Linked DNA regions of Homo sapiens: region 2 is linked to region 1. A link is an interaction called in ENCODE POLR2A ChIA-PET data of the cell type or tissue named here. Cell type or tissue: OCI-LY7. All regions are shown on one strand. Each heading gives the region's core, and the rest is flanking DNA. Links, peaks and the distances in the headings are about the cores only. Region 1 overlaps MIGA1 (mitoguardin 1). Region 2 has its middle 5.0 kb from the start of MIGA1.

Region 1 (5,381 bases), core at 382-5,381:
GGACCAGGTACAATGGCTCATGCCTGTAATCCCAGCACTTTGGGAGGCTGAGGCAGGACGACCACTTGAGCCCAGGAGTTCGAGCCCAGCCTGTGAAATACAGGAAGACTCCCATGTCTACAAAAAATACAAAAAAAATTAGCTGGGTGGTGTGGCACATGCCTGTAGTCCCAGCTACTTGGAAGGCTGAGGTGGGAGGATCCCTTGAGCCCAATAGTTCAAGGCTATAGTAAGCTATGGTCACACCACTGCACTCCAGCCTGGGTGACAGAGTGAGACCCTGCTTCAAATTTTTAAAAAGAAAAAACAAAAAGACAAACAGACTTACTGGCAGTAGTACTTTATATATTTGAGGCTTAAAATAAAATACACATGAACCATACATTATATTTTCCTCATGTACTTAAAAAATTAGTTTTAAATTTCTACTTCACTAAAAATAAAGTTCTGTATTTAATAAGCTGAAATTATACCATTTACTTAAATTTATTGCAAAAAACCTTAATGATACCCATCTTGTCTATCCATCCAAATATCTATCATTCAGATATTACCTGCAGGGCCTCGTAAGCAGAAATGCACATGAGAATCACCTGCTGAACTAGGAAATACAAACCCAAAGCTTCATGTCCCAACCCCAAAGTTTCAATTTCAGTAGGTCTAGAGCAAAACCTATGAAGGTGATTCTGATAAACATCATAGAAGACCCACAGACCTACTACTATCTATACTACATTCAAACCAGTTTCAGACACTGAATAGAATTAAGTATGTCTTCTGCCCACAAGGAGTTTAAGGTTTAGCATAACACACTGGATATGTACATAAATAATTATAATGTATTGTCAAGAGTAATCAATGTCACAAAGGAAACCATTAAACCTCCCCACCCACCTTTATTTATTTATTTATTTATTTATAAGACAAAGTCTCACTCTGTTGCCCAGGCTGGAGTGCAGTGGCCCAATCTTGGTTCACTGCAGCCTCCTCCTCCTGGGTTCAAGCTATACTCCTACCTCAGCCTCCCAAGTAGCTGGGACCACAGATGCACACCACCACACCCAGCTAATTTTTGTATCCCACCTTCATATTTCATATAGGACTTCCACTCCAATCTCCAAGAAGCAGCTATTCTGGTTTTACATTTTAAGTTGCTCCCTTCACCTCTTCAATTGCTCCTCCCCATGGGAAGAGTAACTTGGCTAATGCTGAGAACCTGCATGCAATTAACCAGGTAGAGGAAAATAAGATAAAATTAATGTTCACTAGTTCTTGGTGTGTACTAGTTCACTCTCCTTCGCAGACTTTCTAGAGAAAGGTCAGGGTCTGCAAACCCATCCTCACTTTTGCTCTGGATCTCACTCCTTCTGAGCTGGACAAAGTGTTGGCAGAAATTGTAAGGCAGGCAGGGAATCTCTACGCAGCTGGCTGGGTAAGTATGTTGTTAATTTGCTCTGTATTCTCTTCTCCAGATAATTTTTTATTTTATTTTATTTTATTTTTTGAGACAGGGTCTCACTCTGTCACCCAAGCTGGAGTGCGGTGGTGTGATCATAGCTCACTGCGGCCTCGATTTCCAAGACTCAAGCAACCCTCCCCACTCAGCCTCCCAAGTAGCTGAGACTACAGGCGTGAGTCAACACACCCAGCTTCCAGAGAATTTTTTTGAGGGGAAAGGAAGAAGTTGTAAAAATCCTTAACACATTGTCCAATCTGGCTATTAAGAAAAAAAGTTTAGGTCAGGCGTGGTAGTCGGGAGGCTAAGACAGGAGAATCACTTGAACTCAGGAGGCAGTGAGCGGAGATCGTGCCACTGCACTCCAGCTGGGCCACAGAGCAAAACACCATCTCAAAAAAAAAAGGCTCTTTTTGGCCAGGTGCAGTGGCTCATGCCTGTAATTCCAGCACTTTGGGAGGCCCAGCTGAGTGGATCACCTGAGGTCAGGAGCTTGAGACCAGCCTGGCCAACATGGTGAAATCCCATTTCAGCTAAATATACAAAAAAATTAGCTGGGCGTGCTGGCGGGCGCTTTTAATCCCAGTTACTCGGGAGGCTGAGGCAGGAGAATCACTTGAACCCAGGAGGCAGAGGTTGCAGTGAGCCAAGAATGTGCCACTGCACTCCAGCCTGGGCAACAGAACAAGACTCCATCTCAGAAAAAAAAAAAGGCTCTTTTTGTGTTCTTAATTTATTCAGAATCCAGACCTGGCATGGTGGCTCATGTCTGTAATCCCAGCACTTTGGGATGCCAAGGAAGAAGGACTGCCTGAGCCCAGGAGCTCGAGACCAGCCTGGCAACATAGTGAGATCCTGTCTCTACAAAAAATTAAAAAATTAGCTAGTCATGGTAGTTCACGCCTGTAGTCCCAGGTACTCAGGAAGCTGAAATGGGAGAATCACTTGGACCCAGGAAGTTGAGGCTGTGGTGAGCCATGATCGCACCATTGAATTCTAGCCCAAGCAACAGAGCAAGACCCTGTCTCAAATAATAATAATAATTAATAATAATAGGATATGCCAGCAAGAGGCAGTATATCCATTATCATTTTTTATTTTCCTCCTACGCATGACAAGGTCAGAGATGAGGGAAAATCAGTAATCTTAGCTACATCTAGAATAATTATTTTTTCAAACCCTTCAGATAATTTCTAACCCGGAAAAAGGTAGATTTATAAAAAGCACCTTTTTTTACTTTACCAAAAAATAAGTTTAAACATGGCTTACCTTGTTTCATTAAATACAAATTTATATTACTATGAGAAAAATCAAATTAATTCCCAGAAAAAAAGAATGTTGTCTGCAGAATTGACTAACAATATCATTGTAAAACAACTTATGAACATGTGACATCCTCCTATCTATAACTATGAAATTTTTAAACCAGCTTAGAACAGGCCTCTTTAAACTGCTAGACTATAATTATAATAATGAATAGATAAGTGTTTACCATGTGCCTATGCTAAATATGTTATGTAATCTCACTTAATCCTCACAGTTTTATGAAGTTGATCCTAATATACTCCTACACATTACAGATGAAAAAGCTGAGTCTAAGCAAAGTCAAGGCTTGCTTAATGTCTCGGCTAGCAAGAGGGGTAGAGCCAGGATTTGAACCCATGCTTGTTTGACTCCAAAGCCCATATTCTTAATTACTAAGTTATACTATGTATAATTGAAATCATATTGGAGGTTTTCGTTAAGCCTTCAGAAGTTACAAAAAAAAAGTTTATCAATTATAATTTAACAATCTCTGAAAATAGAAGCTACAAATAAACATAAACATAACACTTCCAGATACTTTTAGCTAGAAGAACTTGCACAATAATGGAAATTTACAGTAATGTTATTTCATGTCTTCTCTGCATAACTTCCACGTTCTTTCTCATTCTGAGTTACAGTACCAGGTGCATACAAAGCCTGCCAGCAAGTGTTGACTTATATTTAACTCCCAGTGCTACAAGTAGCAACACAGAATGGCACCTGAGTCACAGGCATCCAACATGTAGATAAAACGTGCTGCCCTCTAGTGATTTCAACATCTCACATTCAGCACTAAACGGTCTTATAAGTGAATAAGGAAAACGTTTTCATTTTTAGAGAACTAACTCAAATCTTCATTTCATTTGTTTGTGATTGCACAACTCCTATATTCCTATAAGAGAAACAGAACAGGGCCAGGCATCGTGGCTCATGCTGTAATCTCAGCACTTTGGGAGGCTGAGGCGGGCAGATCACTTGAGGCCAGAAGTTCGAGACCAGCCTGCCAACATGGTGAAACTCCGCCTCAACTAAAAATACAGAAATTAGCCAGGTGTGGTGGGGCACGACTGTAGTCCCCAGCGCACCTGCAGTCTCAGCTACTTGGGAGGCTGAGGCAAGAGAATCACTTGAACCCTGGAGGCGGAGGTTGCAGTGAGCCAAGATCATGCCACTGCACTCCAGGCTGGGCATCAGAGCAAGGCCCTATCTCAAAAAAAAAAAAAAAAAAAAAAAGAGGAATAGAACAAATAACTATTGTTTAAGCCTGTATTAAACTCTTGGTGCACTAGCACTTAGAAATGCATGCAATAATGACTCATTAATTCAGGATGGTTAAGGAAATGCAGCATGGAACATGGCAAACAATAAATTATAGAATATGGAGTGGGTTATATTTTATGGGTGGAATTCATTCCTTAAAACATAATTCAAACCCTGCCTAATGCAAAGCTATTTTCTTATCATAGGAAACATTGTAAAGATGGCTTGAAATACAACTACTGTGCTATATTTCTTTTTGCAGGCATACTTTTAAACCACAATAATTATAATAAAATCTGTGTTTATGCTTTTAAAACACAAAATATTACTAGTAAACCATTTTGTATCAGTATCACCTCCTTCCAAAATATCAAAAATATTTCCTATTTTAATTATTTTTAGAGACTGAGTCTCACTGTTTCTCAGGCTGAAGTACAATGGCCCAATCGTAACTCACTGAAGCCTCGAATGCCTAGGCTCAAGGGATTCTCCTGCCTCAGCCTCCTGACTAGCTAGAACTACATGCACACACCACCATTCCTGGCTTAAATTTTTTTATAGAGACGGGGATCTCGCTATGTTGTCCAGACTGGGTCTTGAACTCCTGGTCTCAAGCAACCCTCCTGCCTCAGCCTCCCAAGTGCTGGGATTACAGACAGGCATGAGCTACCACACCCAGCCTGTTTTCTATTTTAACACAGATGACAGCACAGCTTAGGAATGCATTTGAATGTTTGCAATTTTAGAGCCAGGTTGTCAGAAGTTTTTCATTTTAAAAATAAAAGTCCTCCTATTTTAATACTGCTCTTTTATTTTCTCAGCATTAGTTCTAATATTTCCAGCATGTTTGCTGCTAAATTAACAGAAATGTCAGATCTTCTTTTCAGTATTTATCATATTTAATGGCTTCTTGGATGGCAATGTTACGGAATAGAAAATAGATTTAAAATTTAACCAAAGTAAAAACAACAACACAACCAAATCACTTGCAGAAGTTCCCATGCGTATAAACAACAGTATGGTTTATAGGCTATTCACAAAGGATAGTTAATATTTCTGGTTACCAGCTGAGGTGTCACGACCTATGTGGCAACAGAGAAACAGAGTTTAGAATTCAACAGGCCCACCAGCTTTGAAACTAAGTGATTCTTTAAAGAACTTTTTAAAAATTTTGTCCAGCCTAGACAACAAAGTGAGACCCCGTCTCTACAAAAGAATTAAAAAATTAGCCAGGCACAGTGGCATGCACCTGCAGTCCTAGCTACTCAGGAGGCTGAGGCAGGGGGATTGCTTGAGCCCAGGAGTTTGAGCCTGCAGTGACCTATGACTGTGGCAATGCATTGAAGCCTAGGAGACAAAG
Region 2 (5,381 bases), core at 379-5,378, 52 kb after region 1:
TTCTCCTCCCATCCCAAACCAGTCTATTGATTTATAACAGAAGATATTACAAAGGATACAGATGAACAGCCGGATGAAGAGGTACATAAAACAAGATCTGGAAGGATCCTAAGTGCAGGAACTTCTGTCCCCATGGAATCAGGGTGTATGACCTTTTTGGGATATGGATGTGTTCACCAACTCAGAAGCTCTTAGAACCCCGTACTTCAGGGATTTCTGTGGAGGCTTCATAATGTTGTTACCAGAAAGGGGTACCAATCCAGATCCCAAGAGAGGGTGCTTGGATTTCGCACAAGAAAGAATTCAGGGCAAGTCCACAGTCCAAAGCAAAAGCAAGTTTAAGACAGTGAAGTGGTGAATGTCCACTTACTCTATAGACAGAGTAGGGCGTTCCCAAAAGGAAGAAGAGGAATGCATCCACTCTAGGTACAATATTCATTTATAGAGGAGTTAAAAAAAAAAAGATCATGGGAAGATGTGCTCTGCTACGAGGGTTTGTGGTAAAAGATTAATTTTCTTAATTACCATATTTTGCAAGAATTAATATTATTATCTTTAAAGCAAAATTAGGAATGCTTTTGCTCTCAAGGTATCAGGGACATCAGGACACTCCCAAGTCTGGGTCTGTTTAGTAAACATTATCAATCTGTTCCCTTAACTGTAAATGTTTAGAAGCTAGAAATGCCTAACTTTCTGGGAATGCAGCCCAGCAAGTCCCAGCCTCATTTTCCTAGCCCGCACTCAAAACGGAGTCGCTCTGGTTTGAACCCTCTGACAATGTAACCATAATTGATTATTAACTCAATCTTCAACTACTCTCTCCTCCACAGAGGATAGGGTAGGTATGGGGCCAACATTTTTAAGCTTCTAATCATAGCTTGAATTTGCTGGTGACCAGCCCCTATCCTGAAGCTATCCAGGAGCCCAACAAGAATATTAGAAAAAAAGACACTCCTATCAACCGGGAAATTCCAAGAGATTTAGGAGCTCTGTGTCAGGACTGGGGACAGAGAGCAAATATATATCTTTTCTTTCTTTGTTTCTTTTCCTTCTGTCTGTCTCGTTTGCCTGCCTGCCTGCCCGCCCGCCTTCCTTCCTTCCTTCCTTCCTTCCTTCCTTCCTTCCTTCCTTCTTTCTTTCTTTGTCTCTTTCTCTCTTTCTTTCTTTCTTGCTTTGATACAGGATCTCACTTTATTGCCCAGGCTGCACTGAAGTAGTGTGATCATAGCTCACTGCAGCCTAGAACTCCTGGGCTCAAGTGATCTTCCTGCTTCAGTCTTCTGAGTGGCCAGGACTACAGGCACTTGCCACCATGCCCAGTTAATTTTTAAAATTTTAGTAGAGACAATGTCTCCCTATGTTGCCAGGGCCTGGTCTCAAACTCCTGGGCTCAAGTGATCCTCCCACCTCAGCCTCCCAAAATGTTGGGATTATAGGTGTGAGACACAGTGCCTGGCCCAAATATGTATTTTTTATGTCACAGTGGTCTTCAGCAAGGTACTTACCCTTTTCATGTCTCAATTTCCTCCTGGCATGTTAGAAAGACAAATATAGGCCTGGCACTGTGGCTCACACCTGGAGGCCGAGGTGAGCAGATCATTTGAGGTTAGGAGCTCGAGACCAGTCTGGTCAACATGGTGAAACCCCATCTGTACTAAAAATACAAAATTAGCCAGATGTGGTGGTGCGTGCCTGTAATTCCAGCTACTCGGGAGGCTGAGGTAGGAGAATCGTTTGAATCCAGGAGGCAGAGGTTGCAGTGAGCCAAGATCACGCCGCTGCTCTCCAGCCTAGGCAACAGAGCAGGACTCTGTCTCAAAAAATAAAAAGAAAAAGAAAGACAAATATAGTAATGCTTAGAAAGAACTAAGAATCTTATGGAAAATTTTTTTTTTTTGGAGACGAAGTCTCGCTCTGTTGCCCAGGGTGGAATGCAGTGGCACGATCTCGGCTCACTGCGACCTCCACCTCCCGGGTTCAAGCAATTCTCCTGCCTCAGCCTCCCAAGTAGCTGAGACTACAGGCGCATGCTGCCATGCCAAGCTAATTTTTTGTATTTTAGTAGAGACAGGGTTTCACTGTGTTGCCTGAGCTGTTCTCAGACTCCTGAACTCAGGCAGTACGCCTGCCTTGGCCTCCCAAAATGCTAGGATTACAGGTGTGAGCCAACGCACCCAGCTCTTATGGAAATTTTTCACTTGAGTACTTGGACCTCCATAGGATCCAAGGAGGCAACTGTATTTCAATATAGTTGGTTTGCCTTGTAATCCCATGTATTTGTTTTATGCACATAGAAGCATTACTTTGAAAAGGGGGTCCCAGACTCTACCAGAAAGCCAAGAGGTCCATAAAAAAAAAAGGTTAAGAATGTAGAACAGACTGCTAAGACCGCGTCCACCCCGCGAGCACAGAGCTCCGCTGCCCTTCCACATCTGTGTGATGGTGGGCATGGGTCAAAAGGACTCCTACGAGGGTGATGAGGCCCAGAGCAAGAGAGGTATCCTGACCCTGAAGTACCCCATAGAGCACAGCATCATCACCAACTGGGATGACATGGAGAAGATCTGGCACCACAACTTCTACAACGAGCCGCGTGTGGCTCCAAGGAGCACCCGTAGTGCCGACTGAGGCCCCCCTGAACTCCAAGGCCAATCACGAGAAGATGACCCATATCATGTTTGAGACCTTCAACACCCCAGCCATGTACATGGCCATCCAGGCCATGCTGTCCCTGTACGCTTCTGGCCACATCGTGATGGACTCCAGCGACAGGGTCACCCACACTGTGCCCATCTACGAGGGGTAGGCCCTCCTCCAGGCCACCCTGTTTCTGGACCTGGCTGACCAGGACCTGACTGATTACCTCATAAAGATCCTCGTGGAGCGCCGCTACAGCTTCACCACCACCGCCCAGTGGGAAATCGTGCATGGCATCAAGGAGAAGCTGTGCTACGTCACCCTGGACTTGGATCAGGAGATGGCCACGGTGGCCTCCAGCTCCTCCCTGGAGAAGAGCTACTAGCTGCCCAACAGCCAGGTCATCACTATCGGCAAGGAGCGGTTCCACTGCCCCAAGGTGCTCTTCCAGTCTTCCTTCCTGGGCATGGAATCCTGTGGCATCCAAGAAACTACCTTCAACTCCATCATGAAGTGTGATGTGCACATATGCAAAGACCTCTACGCCAACACAGTGCTGTCTGGCGGCACTACCATGTACCCTGGCATCGCTGACAGGATGCAGAAGGCGATCACCACCCTGGGGCCCAGCACGATGGAGATCAAGATCATTGCTCCTCCCGAGAGTAGATACTCCATGTGGATCAGTGGCTCCATCCTGGCCTTGCTGTCCACCTTCCAGCAGATGTGGATCAGCAAGCAGGAATACAATTAGTCCAGCCCCTCCAGCCCCTCCGTTGTCCACCGCAAATGCTTCTAAGCAGACTTTTACTTAGTTGCATTACACCCTTTCTTGACAAAAGCTAACTTGCATGGAAAACAAGATGAGATTGGCATGACTTTTTTTATTTTTATTTTTTTTTTGAGGGGGTGTCTTGACTCAGTATTTTAAAACTGGAACGGTGAAGGTGAGAGTAGTCAGTTGGAGTGAGCAAGTGAGCATCCCCCAAAGTTCTACAGTGTGGCCCAGGACTTTGATTGTACATTGTTCTTTTTTTTAATAGTCATTCCAAATATCGTGAGATGCATTGTTACAGGAAGTCCCTTGCCCTCCTAAAAGTCACCCCACTTCTCTCTAAGGAGAACGGCCCAGTCCTCTCCTGAGTCCACACAGGGGAGGTGACAGCATTGCTATCATGTAAATTATGTAATGCAAATTTTTTTTTTGAAATGGAGTCTCGCTCTGTGGCCGATACTGGAGTGCAGTGGTGCAATCTTGGCGCACTGCAAGCTCCGTCGCTTGGGTTCACGCCCTTCTCCTGCCTCAGCCTCCCGAGTAGCTGGGACTACAGGCGCCTGCCACCACGCTCGGCTAATTTTTTGTATTTTTAGTAGAGATGGGGTTTCACTGTGTTAGCCAGGATGGTCTTGATCTCCTGACCTTGTGATCTGCCTGCCTCAGCCTCCCAAAGTGCTGGGATTACAGGTGTGAGCCACCGTGCCCCGCCGCAAAATTTTTTTAATCTTTGCCTTAATACTTTTTTATTTTGTTTTATTTTGAATGATCAGCCTTTGTGGCCCCCTTTTGTGTCCCCCAACTTGAGATGTATGATGAAGGCTTTTGGTTTCCCTGGGAGTGAGTGGAGGCAGCCAGGGCTTACCTGTATACTGACTTGAGACCAGTTGAATAAAAGTGCACACCTTAAAAAAAAAAAAAAAGAACATAGAACAATCCTGGCACATATTTCTAAGATATATGGCATATTAAATGAGACCCTTCAGTGCGTCTTTTAACAGAGGCTCCAAAGCTGAGAAAAATAAATGTGAAGTACCCTGAGCATTCTAAAAGAGGATGCCAGACCATCCCCATAGGACATGCTGGAAGACTGTGAAGCCAGTTTAGCAATCCTCAGTTCTCACACACCTCCCAGGAATGATATGTCAGGATTGATGAAAGAAGGTTGTAGAATAAACATGCCTGGAAGGGCCAGGCTTGGTGGCTCATGCCTGTAGTCCCAGCACTTTGGGAGGCTGAGGCAGGTGGATCACTTTGAGCCCAGGAGTTCAAGACCAGCTTGGGCAACATGATGAAAACCAGTCTCTGTAAAAATGCAAAAACTAGCTGGGTGTGGCTGGGCACACCTGTAGTGTCAGCTACTCGGGAGGTTGCGGTGGGAGGATGACATGGGAGGGTGATGGCATGAGCCCAGGAGATGGAGGTTGCAGTGATCCAAGATCGTGCTACTGTACTCCAGCCTGGGTGACAGAGCCAGACCCTGTCTCAAAAAAAAAAAAAAAAAGCCTGGGAGACAGTTTTCTGGAGTGCTGTGCATTTTTGTTCCCCTTCCCCAGGAGTGGGAAGAAGAGAGTGCTTATCCCACGCCATCTCCACCTCAAGCCAAGTAAAGGAACTTTAAGAAATTCAGACAGGTTGACTCTGTGCCCTGGATTTATGTTACCTGGAAAAGTCTAAAAGCAATAGGCTATCTAGAGAAGCCTTTGATGGCAGAACAGAGAGAGAGAGAGGCCTACAACAGAAGGGGCCTGTACTTGCAACTTTGCAAGAAAAATTTTCCTGTGGACCATGTGAGTGTCACAGAATGTAGCCAGGCTTGAATTATATTAGAAGGTTGTATCTTCAAACCAGGTTTAAATTGACCATCTAAATGTTCAGCCACAGGTTTTTTTGTCCAGGATTGGGGAATGAAACAGTAAGAGGTCCCCAGCAAAGGAGACAGTCATTGAGGAACATACAAAAGGGACAA

The links. ChIA-PET counts read pairs that join two places held together with the same protein. Peaks named below come from ENCODE experiments on the same cell type or tissue, not always from the same donor. Only the 100,000 strongest peaks of a DNase experiment are listed, where the experiment ranks them.
Region 2: POLR2A ChIA-PET joins it to region 1 with 37 read pairs; 5 of 35 experiments call an interaction of 5 or more read pairs at or near these places.

Annotation. Positions count from the first base shown.
Region 1 is chr1:77,823,597-77,828,977 of GRCh38, reverse strand. The region is part of intron 7 of MIGA1 (mitoguardin 1); the gene reads right to left. Among named protein-coding and RNA genes, the nearest start is that of MIGA1, 47 kb to the right of the region's middle. In OCI-LY7, for the core only: a CTCF peak has its summit at 3,525 (motif pointing left); DNase peaks (open chromatin) are centred at 3,487 and 3,797; H3K27ac peaks cover 2,134 bases.
Region 2 is chr1:77,771,920-77,777,300 of GRCh38, reverse strand. It overlaps the pseudogene ACTG1P21. Among named protein-coding and RNA genes, the nearest start is that of MIGA1, 5.0 kb to the left of the region's middle. RefSeq lists an enhancer at 1,140-1,664. In OCI-LY7, for the core only: no CTCF peak of the experiment used is centred there; no DNase peak of the experiment used is centred there.